2 separate regions of the Homo sapiens genome follow, and region 2 is linked to region 1. The links are chromatin loops, found by intact Hi-C in ENCODE. Cell type or tissue: uterus. All regions are shown on one strand. Each heading gives the region's core, and the rest is flanking DNA. Links, peaks and the distances in the headings are about the cores only.

The links. A loop is a pair of places that touch in the nucleus more often than their neighbours do. Peaks named below come from ENCODE experiments on the same cell type or tissue, not always from the same donor. Only the 100,000 strongest peaks of a DNase experiment are listed, where the experiment ranks them.
Region 2: a loop joins it to region 1, with 3 times the contacts of the local background. A loop is called at or near these places in 3 of 110 quality-filtered maps.

Annotation. Positions count from the first base shown.
Region 1 is chr14:99,979,800-99,985,179 of GRCh38, reverse strand. It overlaps a transcript of EVL not described here. Among named protein-coding and RNA genes, the nearest start is that of EVL, 83 kb to the left of the region's middle. In uterus, for the core only: a CTCF peak has its summit at 2,544 (motif pointing left); a DNase peak (open chromatin) is centred at 2,529; H3K27ac peaks cover 372 bases.
Region 2 is chr14:100,171,856-100,177,235 of GRCh38, reverse strand. No RefSeq gene overlaps it. Among named protein-coding and RNA genes, the nearest start is that of DEGS2, 15 kb to the right of the region's middle. In uterus, for the core only: no CTCF peak of the experiment used is centred there; no DNase peak of the experiment used is centred there.

The sequences.
Region 1 (5,380 bases), core at 204-5,203:
CTAGCCCCACTATCTTGCATATAGTAGGTACTCAATATATATATATCTGTCAAGCAAAAATGTAAGCAAATGTGATTAAAATTAAATGAGTTAAGTCTGAGAAACCATCAGCACCAAGAGGAGCCTAAAGAGATATAACAACTTAACGTTGTTATATACAAACTAAACTAAATGTCCTGAATGGGATCCTGGAACAGAAAAAGGATACCGGGTAAAAACAACAGAAACTTTAATAAATGCTGGACTTTAATTAATAATAATGTCAGCTGGGCACAGTGGCTTATGCCTGTAATACCAGCAATTTCAGAGGTCCAGGTGGGTGGATCACCTGAGGTCAGGAGTTCGAGACCAGCCTGGCCAACATGGTGCAACTCAGTCTCTACTAAAAATACAAAAAAATTAGCCGGGTGTGGTGACGCACACCTGTGATTCCAGCTACTCGGGAGGCTGAGACAGGAGAATCGCTTGAAACTGGGAGGTGGAGGTTGCAGTGAGCCGAGATCGCACCACTGCACTCCAGCCTGGGTGACCAGAGCAAAACTCTGTCTCAAATGATAATAATAACATATCAGTAATAATGTATCATACTAATATAAGATGTTAATTAACAGGAGAAACTATATGTGTGCAGGAGGTGTATAGGAACTCTCTGTACAACCTTCTCAATTTTTCTATAAATCTAAAACTGTTCTAAAATACAAAGTCTATTAATTTAAAAAAGAAAGAAAAGCATTCATTCATCCTTGGGGATGGGGCTGGGGTCTCCATTTTGGAAAGACACATACATACATACACATCCCTCCAGTGATTCCTACACATATTCAAGTTTGAGAAACATCTGGGATACTAAGGGTTACAGTGGATAACGTCCTTACAAAGAAATCACAGAAAAAAATACCCATCCACACATCACCAAACAAATCATGTCTTATGGCAGCAGTAAGGACACAACAGACTAAATCACTGACACCTCAGTAATGCATTAAGTCATTAAGCACATAATAAAATAGCTTTTGCTTGGATGCTAGCTTCTACGATTTGGGGGTGGCCACCTGAAATGCTGTCCTTAGAAGGATCCATGCCAAACTGGGATGAATGCCACGATCAACTATCCATCTTAGGTACAGGTGGCAGTGTCAATGTTTTATTAAACATCTACCAAGTGCCAAGTACCAGTGCTTGGGGTTCTGGGGTTCTAGCAGAGATCAAAACAAGCATAATCTCTGCCTTTATAAAGCCTTCAGTAGATCAGGGAAATTTTAAGTAATTACATACATATAAACAGTTACAGAAGAGGAAATATGGGATATCACAAAGGTAATTAACAGGAAAGGGCCCTCAGCTAGGCTAAGGGTCAAAGGCTGCCTCCCTGAGGAAGTGATGTTTCAAATAAGATTTGAAGGCTAAGAAGTTAGCAAGGTAAAGAGGAAAAGGAAGCAGCTAGACTGAGATCAACTTGCATGATTTAGCAACAGATCTTTTCTTATTTAAGAATTCTTTGAGAGAGAAGGGAGAAGAGAAGATAAGTGCAATAAACACAGCTCCACAAAAGCAGCAGAGCAGCAGGCAGGACCCAGAGAATGGTTGAGAGTGCTGGAACCTTTTAAAGAAGAGGCCCAGGACAAATACATGGGAAAAGGACTGGAGAAGGGTGTAGGCGGCTGCCAAAACCAAGCTCTTGTAAGGTCCACTGTCTCTTTAAGTTCCATAGGAAACACACCTTTAGAGCTATAAAATGGCATGTCTCTCCTTTATTACCCAAGGAGAGGCACACACTGGCTCATGTTTCCCTTTCTGTCATGACTTCCATGAATTTCACAGCTAAGTGTGCTCGACTGAAGTAACTCTTTCTTAACCTAAGTTTTCTGGTACAATTATCGCCTCTACGTCCAAATATTATGTCTCCTGTTTTATCTTTCTTTTGTCTATTTCATCTTTCATAGAGAATGTCACTGGATCTTTCTTAGAAGGTGATGCATCAATAGCAACTGCAGTTTCTAAACCAAAATTTATCACATATGAAGTCATATAGTCATCTGACAAAAGGGCAGAATATTTGAAACCAGAACTGTCCCATATCCTCATGGAAGATAAACCCTAGAAAATAAATACAGGGTGGTGAGGCTGGGGTGGGGTGGAGTAGGGCAGATAACTAACCTTTACTGAATATCATAAGCTGAGAACTTCTCATGTATTCTCATTTGATCCTCACAAAACCCTCTGAAGAAAGTGAACTGTCCTCATTTATACTTGAGAAAAACGGAGGCTCATAAAGGTTACGTAAATTGCTAAAAGTCAGCTGATAAGTAGTACCTCTGGGGCAGAATCCAGGTCTGACTCTAAAACCCAGGCTGCTCAGTATACAGGGGTTAAATTAAACTAAAACATTTTAAATCTAACTCAAATTCTTTTTAAGAAGTCCCTTTACATACCTACATTAACTGCAAACTGAAGAGTAGATGTCTTTCACACAGCCCTAAAGACAAAGACAATGCATCTTCGTATGAATCGCTCACAGAGGAACTGGGAACAGGGCTCCCTCCCCTGGTGAGCAGACAGAACTACACCATTTCAAAGTACAGTATTTTTTCCCCCCGCTCTCCCTCTTAACCCCATTTACTTCTCTCTCCTGATTCCTTTCCAAAGTCCTTCCTTTGGTGCTTGTTTTTGGGAGAACCTCCAAGTTAAACCTCTAGGATTAAACTTCTATTCACTAACTTTATCTTCTTCTTCTTTAAAATTAACATTCTGGTAGTATATATTGATAGCCTTTAAAATGTTTATACCCTTTGGTCCCAAAAATACCATTAAAATATATATTACGAATAAATTATAGTATACCATCTGACAGACTATTATTCAGCTATTTTAACTGTTTTCAAAGAATATTTAGCTGTTTTCAAAGAATATTTAGTAAGGGGGAAGTGCACATATATCAAATGTACAATGCCCAATACAAATATACAGTACACTTTCAATTTTGTAAAAATGTTTCACTTGTACCTGGGAATGATAAAGGAACTACACCACAGGTTTGATGTGGTTATCTGTAAAGAGCAGGATCAATGCTTATCTGTATTGTCTTCTTTATATCATACCATTCTGTTTTCATACTCTCCTTAACTGTTTCATGAAGGGACCGGCCACTCTTCTCACCCTCACCCCGACATCAGCTGGAAGTGCTTTCCCCTGAGTTACCACCACTCTTACTGCAGCACTTGCGATACATTCATGTGGCAACTCAAGAGTCCCTTCATCAAGCTTATCCAGACAGACCTCGTTTCATTGGGCTTCACTTTATTGAGCTTCACAGGTATTGCGTTTTTTACCAATTGAAGGTTTGTAGCAACTGCCCTGAGCAAATCTATTGACATCATTTTTTCCAATACCCTATGCTCACTTTGCTAGCATTTTTAAGCAATAAGGTATTTTCTAATGAAGGTATGTACATTTTCTAGACATAGTGCTACTGCATACTTAACAGACTATGGTATAGTGTAAACATAACTTCTATATGCACTTGGAAACAAAAAAATTCATGTGACTTGCTTTCTTACAATATTTGCTTTACTGCTTTATTGTGCACCCACTGTATCTCCAGGGTAAGTCTACTGCAAGGTTCCTCAAACATGGGCAGTACACATATTCTCTTTAAAGGGGAAAAATCTGTATGTGAAACAATATGATTTAATTTATATTCATTCAGCTTATATATATAATTGTTACTTTTCTTTTTTTTAATTTTATTTTTGAGACAGTTTCACTCTGTTGCCCAGGCCGGAGTGCAATGACATGATCTCGGCTCCTGCAACCTCCCCATCCCGGGTTCAAGCAATTCTTCTGCCTCAGCCTCCCAAGTAGATGGGATTACAGGCGCCCGCCACCACGCCTGGCTAATTTTTGTATTTTTAGTAGAGATGGGGTTTCACCATGTTAGCCAAGCTGGTCTCCAACTCCTGACCTCAGGTGATCAATCCACTGCCTCAAACTCCCAAAGTGCTGGGATTACAGGTGTGAGTCACCATGCCTGGCCTATTATTTTTCTTAATCAACAGAAGTGCTAGCCAAAAGCCTAAAAAGCAGATGCCTACACTTTTTTTTTTTTTTGAGATAGGATCTCAATATGTTGCCCACCGCCGCCGGTCTCAAACTTTTGGCCTCAAGCCATCCTTCTGCTCAGCCTCCCGAGTAGCTGGGATTACAGGCATGTGACACCACACCCAGCTTATATACACAACTATAAAACTAAGTTTAAATGTCTTATGTTTATATAACTAGATAAGCAAAAAACAAACTTATAAATTAAATACAAACAAAATCACCAAACCAGCAAAATTCAAAATAACATTAATCAATGATGCCGCTCAAATTAAAATCACTGCCCACAAGGTAAATATGGTAATGGCATAGGCCTAAAAACAGGCAGACAGAACAAGAGAGCCTGGAAAGATACACACGGAATCCCTATAGCCCTTACAAAAGCCACCTTAGGAAATGCCCCGTACCTGCAATTTGCAGCACTGGGTTCAGAAATATATTTGGACCCAACTGTGATAGCTAGTATAGGCTAAGGGTGAGAAATGGAGACTGTTTGTACCTGTGTATTTTATACTGTATTCTGTAATCACACTGCATTCTGTAGAACTCCAATATCAATAAAGTGCCCTTGGCCCAGATGAAGCGGTTCTTGGCTCGTAACCAGACCTGTTGACAGGCTGGACTGGCCATGCCTCACATGTACAAGGCTGGCCCCGGGGGAGGCAGGTAACTTTCTGAGAATTAGAGGTGATTCTCACTCATGTAGGCATTACCAGCCACAACCATGCACCCCGGGATGTTGGGATCCAGATGCCTGCACGGCCGTCCAACCCAGAAAATGTTGCTGTTATCTCTACCACATAAACTACTGATATGATCAAGTATCTGACCAGCAATTTTGAGAAAAATATAATTTAAGTCTCCATCTCATATTTCAGACCATTTGAAGAATGAATTTTTAAAACTGTTATACAGTCATACTCAGTATCCACAGGAGACTGGTTCCAGGACCCATCTCAGATACCAAAGTTTGCAGATGTTCAAATCCCTTAGGTAAAATGGAGTCATATTTGCATATAGCCCAGGTATATCTTCCCATATACCTTAAATCATCTCTAGATTACTTATAACACCTAATACAATGCAAATGCTATATAAATAGTTGTTATACTTTATTGTTTAGGGGATAATGACAAGAAAAAATATCAGTACGTGTTCAGTATAGACACAACCATCCTTTATTTATTTATTTATTTTTATTTATTTATTTTTGAGACGGAGTCTCGCTCTGTTCGCCCAGGCTGGAGTGCAGTGGCACGATCTTGGCTCACTGCAAGCTCTG
Region 2 (5,380 bases), core at 246-5,245, 190 kb before region 1:
TTTGCACAGACACACACAGCCACCCACACAGCCACAAGGACACACGGTAATTATATAAAAAGGTGATCAGAACAGTCTTCGGCGTGGGTGTATTTATGCAGACACGTCTTTAGTGACAAACCTACGTATATTTTACTTTTACAGGTTTTGCTGTAAGAACAGATGCTACTCACGCGCCATCTCCCTGTTCCGGCCCCTCCCACCACGCCCTGGAGGCATTTCGCTGTGTCTGTCCCATCTTCCACACTGCCGCTGCGGGCATGGTCCCACCGTAGGGACTCGGTGCCAGGTTGTGCACATCTAAACTTCATGCCTGGTGACTCCATTTCCAAGGCTGAGGGGTGGTGGCAATGGGGTGCCCTGGGGTTGTGGAGGTGGAGTTTTGCTCACCTCTGGGATTCAGGAAGGTGCCCTGGGCATGAGGCCAAGGAGAGAAGTCAGACGTGAGCCGCTGAACTGGGGACAGACTTGACTTTCTTCTTCTTGTTTTGTGTTTTGCAGAGACTGGGTCTTGCTGTGTTGCTCAGGCTGCTAGGCTGGCCTTGAACCCCTGAGCTCAAGCGATAGCCTCCCAAATTGCTAGGATTACAGGCCTGAGCCACCCTACCTGGCCCTCCTTGCCATTTTTTAAAAATTTAATTTTTGTGGGTACATACTAGGTGTATATATTTACGGTGTACATGAGATTACATGAGATATCTTGATACAGGCATGCAATGCATAATAACCACATCAGGGTACCCAACAGGTCAAGTTTTTTTTTTTTTTTTTTTTTTTTTTGAGATGGAGTCTTTTTTTGTTGCCCGGGCTGGAGTGCAATGGTGCGATCTCTGCTCACTGAAGCCTCCATCTCCTGGGTTCAGGTGATTCTCCTGCCTCAGCCTCCTGAGCAGCTGGGATCACAGGCGTGCGCCACCACGCCCAGCTCATTTTTGTATTTTTAGTAGAGAAACGTTTTCACCGTGTTGGCCAGACTGGTCTCGAGTTTCTGACCTCAGAGTGATCCACCTGCCTCAGCCTCCCAGAGTGCTGGGATTACAGACGTGAGCCATCGCGCCCAGCCAGTTCAAGCATTTATCTTTTGCGTCCTTGACATTCTTGAGGGACATGTTTGAGGTCTTTGGGGCTCTCCAGATTTGTGTCCACAACAAACATTGATTATCCACTGAAAATGCAATCACATTCAACCGGAAATAGCCCCTTGGAGGATCCTTAGGTCAGTGGGGGGAGCTGAGTGGGCTCCTGCCTGTCTGTCAGCATTTCATCCCCAGCATCCTGTGTCCATGGGCTGCACCGGCATGGAGGGGGTTCCCACTGGGTGGCACCGGCAGCAGAGGCAGCCTCACACCTCACGCACTATCCGAGCTTCAGAATGCGTCTCTGTATGCTGGTGGGGCCAGAAGCCCGGCTGCCTCTGTGCCTGGCTGCCATGCTCAGTCTTTCTTGGGCCTGGGCTGGGGACCTGGCTGGGGAAACCAAGAGTATTTCAGAGCTGTGGTTTGGGACGTGGATATCCCATGGAGCGCCCGAGCCAGATGTGCCAGGGCCAGAGCGCACCTCCACTCCTGAGGAGTCCCTTTGCCCTCCACTGTAAAGCGCTGAAATGTGGTGGCCTGGGCTCCCAGCTGACGGCACGGGAAGCACTGTATTTGTCGGCCCAGGGATGAAGGTGGCACAATTCAGAGTAGAGCCCGGTTCTGCCTTGGTGTTGGCTCTTGCCTGTGGGGCTGGCACCACGTCCCCTGCTCCGAATGCCTGCACCTGCTTGGGTGTGTTTGTGTGTGGTCTGCAATTGGGATTCCGCACCCCCTCAGCCCCACCCACCAGTTTTTATTTTATCCTTAAGACACATGTTTGAAAGTGACCTAATCAACGAGGTGTCATAAATGAAATAGCGACAAGAGTGCTCAGGGGATGGCATAAGGCTGAGGGCCCCAAGAGGGAGGCTCCCAGCAACCCTGTGGAAATCACCCAGCAGCCCATGGCCCCCGACACCTGGTTCTCCCAGATGACAACTGCTGTGGCCTGAGGGCCCACTGTGTGCCAGGCAAGGCTGTGGGTGTTTGACACACAGGCTCCTGCTCCTGAGAACTCCAGGAAGTAGGGTAGCTATCTCCACTTTACAGGGGAAGAGACTGAGGCACAGAGGCGAAGTGATTTGCCCAAGCTCAGCTGGCGGGTAAGAGGCTGAGATGCCATCTCAGCTGGGTCTGTGTCCAGGGGCTGTGCTGCCCCTTGGGCCAAAAAGGAAAGACAGAGAATTAGACAAGACCACCGAGGTAGTGAGCAGAGTTGGGGAGAGGGGGAAAGAAGGACAAGTCATCAGTTCAGGCTGACAAATCAGGGAGGCCTCTCAGAGCAGGTGGCACTTGGTCTTGACATGAGGGTTTGGAAAGAGTTGGGGCAGGCATGCAGGATGAGAGGCCTGGGGATACAGGGAGGGAGTGGAGACCAGCGTGGAGTCAGGGTTGGAGGAGTGCATTCAGGTGGACTAGCCAGATGCAGCCGTGCAGGCACGGAGGGCTGGTCTGGGCCATGCCTTACGGGGGCAGGCTATAGTGGGCTATAGTGGGAGACAGGAGAGGCCGCAGTGGGGTGGACATGCACGAGGCTGCGGCATGGCCTTTCTGTGCACAGCTTCACTGAGAAGTCTGTGGACAGTCTCACTTATTCATCTGCAGGCAGTTTATTTCTGTTTCTTCTTGGAAGCTCTAGGGATTTCCTTTCCCTCCCTCCCTCCCTCCCTCCCTCCCTTCCTTCCTTCCCTCCCTCGTTTTCTTTTTTTGAGACAGGATCTCACTCTGTTGCCCAGGCTGGAGTGCAGTGGCACGATCACGACTCACTGAAGCCTTGGCCTCCCAGGCTCAGGTGATCCTCCCACCTTGGCCTCCCAAGTAGCTGGGACTATAGGCATGAGCCACCAGGCCAACTATTTTATTTTATTTTATTTTTTGTAGAGACAGGGTTTCTCCATGTTGTCCAGGTTGGTCTCAAACTCCTGAGCTCAAGTGATCCTCCCACCTCAGCCTCCCAAAGCGCTGGGATTGCAGGCATGAGCCACCGTGCTCTATGGCTTTGGGATTTTTGTTTTCATCTCCTTACTCAAAAATTTCTCTACAATGTTTCTAGATGGTAACTTTGGGTTTTGCTGTTATTGTTTCAAGTTGTGCTCAGTTCTCTTTCTTTCTTCTTTTTTTTTTTTTTGGACACAGAGTCTTGCTCTCTCGCCAGGCTGGAGTGCAGTGGTGCAATCTCAGCTCACTGCAACCTCCGCCTCCTGGGTTCAAATGATTCTCCTGCTTCAGCCTCCTGAGTAGCTGGGATTACAGGCTCCTGCCACCTCGCCCAGCTAGTTTTTACATTTTCACCATGTTGGCCAGGCTGGTCTTGAACTCCTGACCTCAAGTGATCCAACTGCCTGGGCCTCCCAAAGTGCTGGGATTACAGGTGTGAGCCACTGTGCCCAGCCTATGCTCACTTTTCAATTAAACTGCACACATCTTAAGATTATACCTGTGTAACAAGTATAGTAGCTATGAGATCCATCATGTTTTAAAATGGGTTTTATTATGATTCTGGCATAGTGCGACCGACAGAGCAGGACTCGACTGCCATTGGAAAGAATTTGTTACTTACAGTTCCCAAGAGGAGAGGGCACACCTTGCCACACACGGCCACCTGGGGCGCACCAGGCCAGGCTGGAGGGCAGGGGAGTGAGGGGAAATGTGGGAAAGCCCTTCTTGAGGTTTCCACGGGAAGGAATGGGTGAGGCAGGGTGAGCAGGCTTGGGATTGGTAGGTTTGAATCATTTCAGGAGGCTGGGGGTGTAGAGCTGTCTAGACTGCCTGGTACTGACCCTCCGGTGATTAGGGCAGGGGAATACTGGACGTGACTGTGACAGGCCAATGGAGGGGATAGTGGGGTATGGGCTAGGATTGGCTAGCTTGCATCCGAAAGGCTTGCTCCTAAGCTGGTCATTTGCAATCTCTAGGAATTGGCTAGCCCTAGGAGGGGCAGTCCCTCCAGGGTCAGCAAAGCCCCAAGATGTCACAGCATCACAATTACAGAAAAGAAAAAGGCATGGCGAATACAACTGGCCCTGTGATGCGCTGACATCGTATTAAGGAAACCTTGGGGTGATGATAGCAGAGACTGATAGAGAGTAAGGCATAGATTAGCGTAAACAGCATGGAACATTTCAATGTGAGAGTGGGAAGGGGTGGCACAAGGAGACGTATGAGGTGTCCTCATGGTCTGGCTTGTAACCAAGTTTCCCATTTACATGGCATAACCCAAGAAGAGAGATCTGAAATTTCCAAGGTCTCTAACAGTATCTTGGTGGAGTTGTAAAGTGTGTTAAAAGCATAAGATATTTTGTTTCAACAATATATCTTAGAGATTAGACAAATCCCCCTTTAAACACAGGAAAGGGTAATAGGAAAGGTTTTTGTTTATTTGTTTGTTTGGGTTTTTTTTTTTGAGACAGAGTCTTGCTCTGTCACCCAGGCTGGAGTGCAATGGTGCGATTTCCACTTACTGCAACCTCCGCCTCCTGGGTACAAGCAGTTTCCTGCGTCAGCCTCCCAAATAGCTGGAATTACAGGTGCCTGCCACCATGACTGGCTAATTTTTTTTTTTTTTTTGCAGGTGGAGTCTCGCTCTGTCGCCCAGGCTGGAGTGCAGTGGCATGATCTCAGCTCACTGCAACCTCTGCCTCCCGGGTTCAAGCAATTCTCCTGCCTCAGCCTCCTGAGTAGCTGGGACTACAGGTGCATGCTGCCACACCTGGCTAAATTTTTGTATTTTAGCAGAGATGGGGTTTCACCATGTTGCCAAGGCTGGTCTTGAACTCCTGAGCTCAGGTGATCCACCTGCCTCGGCCTCCCAAAGTGCTGGGATTACAGGCATAAGCCACCGTGCCCAGCCATTTTTTTGGTATTTTTAGTAGAGCTGGGGTTTCACCATGTTGGCCAGGCTCTTCTCGAACTCCTGACCTTAGGTGATCCACCCGCCTCGGCCTCCCAAAATGCTGGGATTACAGGTGTGAGCCACCATGCCCAGCCCTCTGGTTTTGATTTAAGTTTGGGTCTCTGTGAGGCAAGAGTCCCAGAGTCCTTGACCCTCAAAGGGACAACTCAGCCAGTGGCACCATAGTTTGTAACAAATATGAAGATGCGGCCCTGTGTCAGTCAGGCAGCCAGTACTAAGGTGACTGCCTGGAGTTTGGCCAATTGTGTTGACCCTTGAGTCCTGTCCTTCACTGGGGACATTCTGACTGAGAGATGGAAAGCAGCCATCATCCACTGAGCTTCCTCATTCTTACAATGGTTGGCAGTGTGGTTCCTACCATCTGTGTTCACTCAGCTAATCCCAGGGGCTC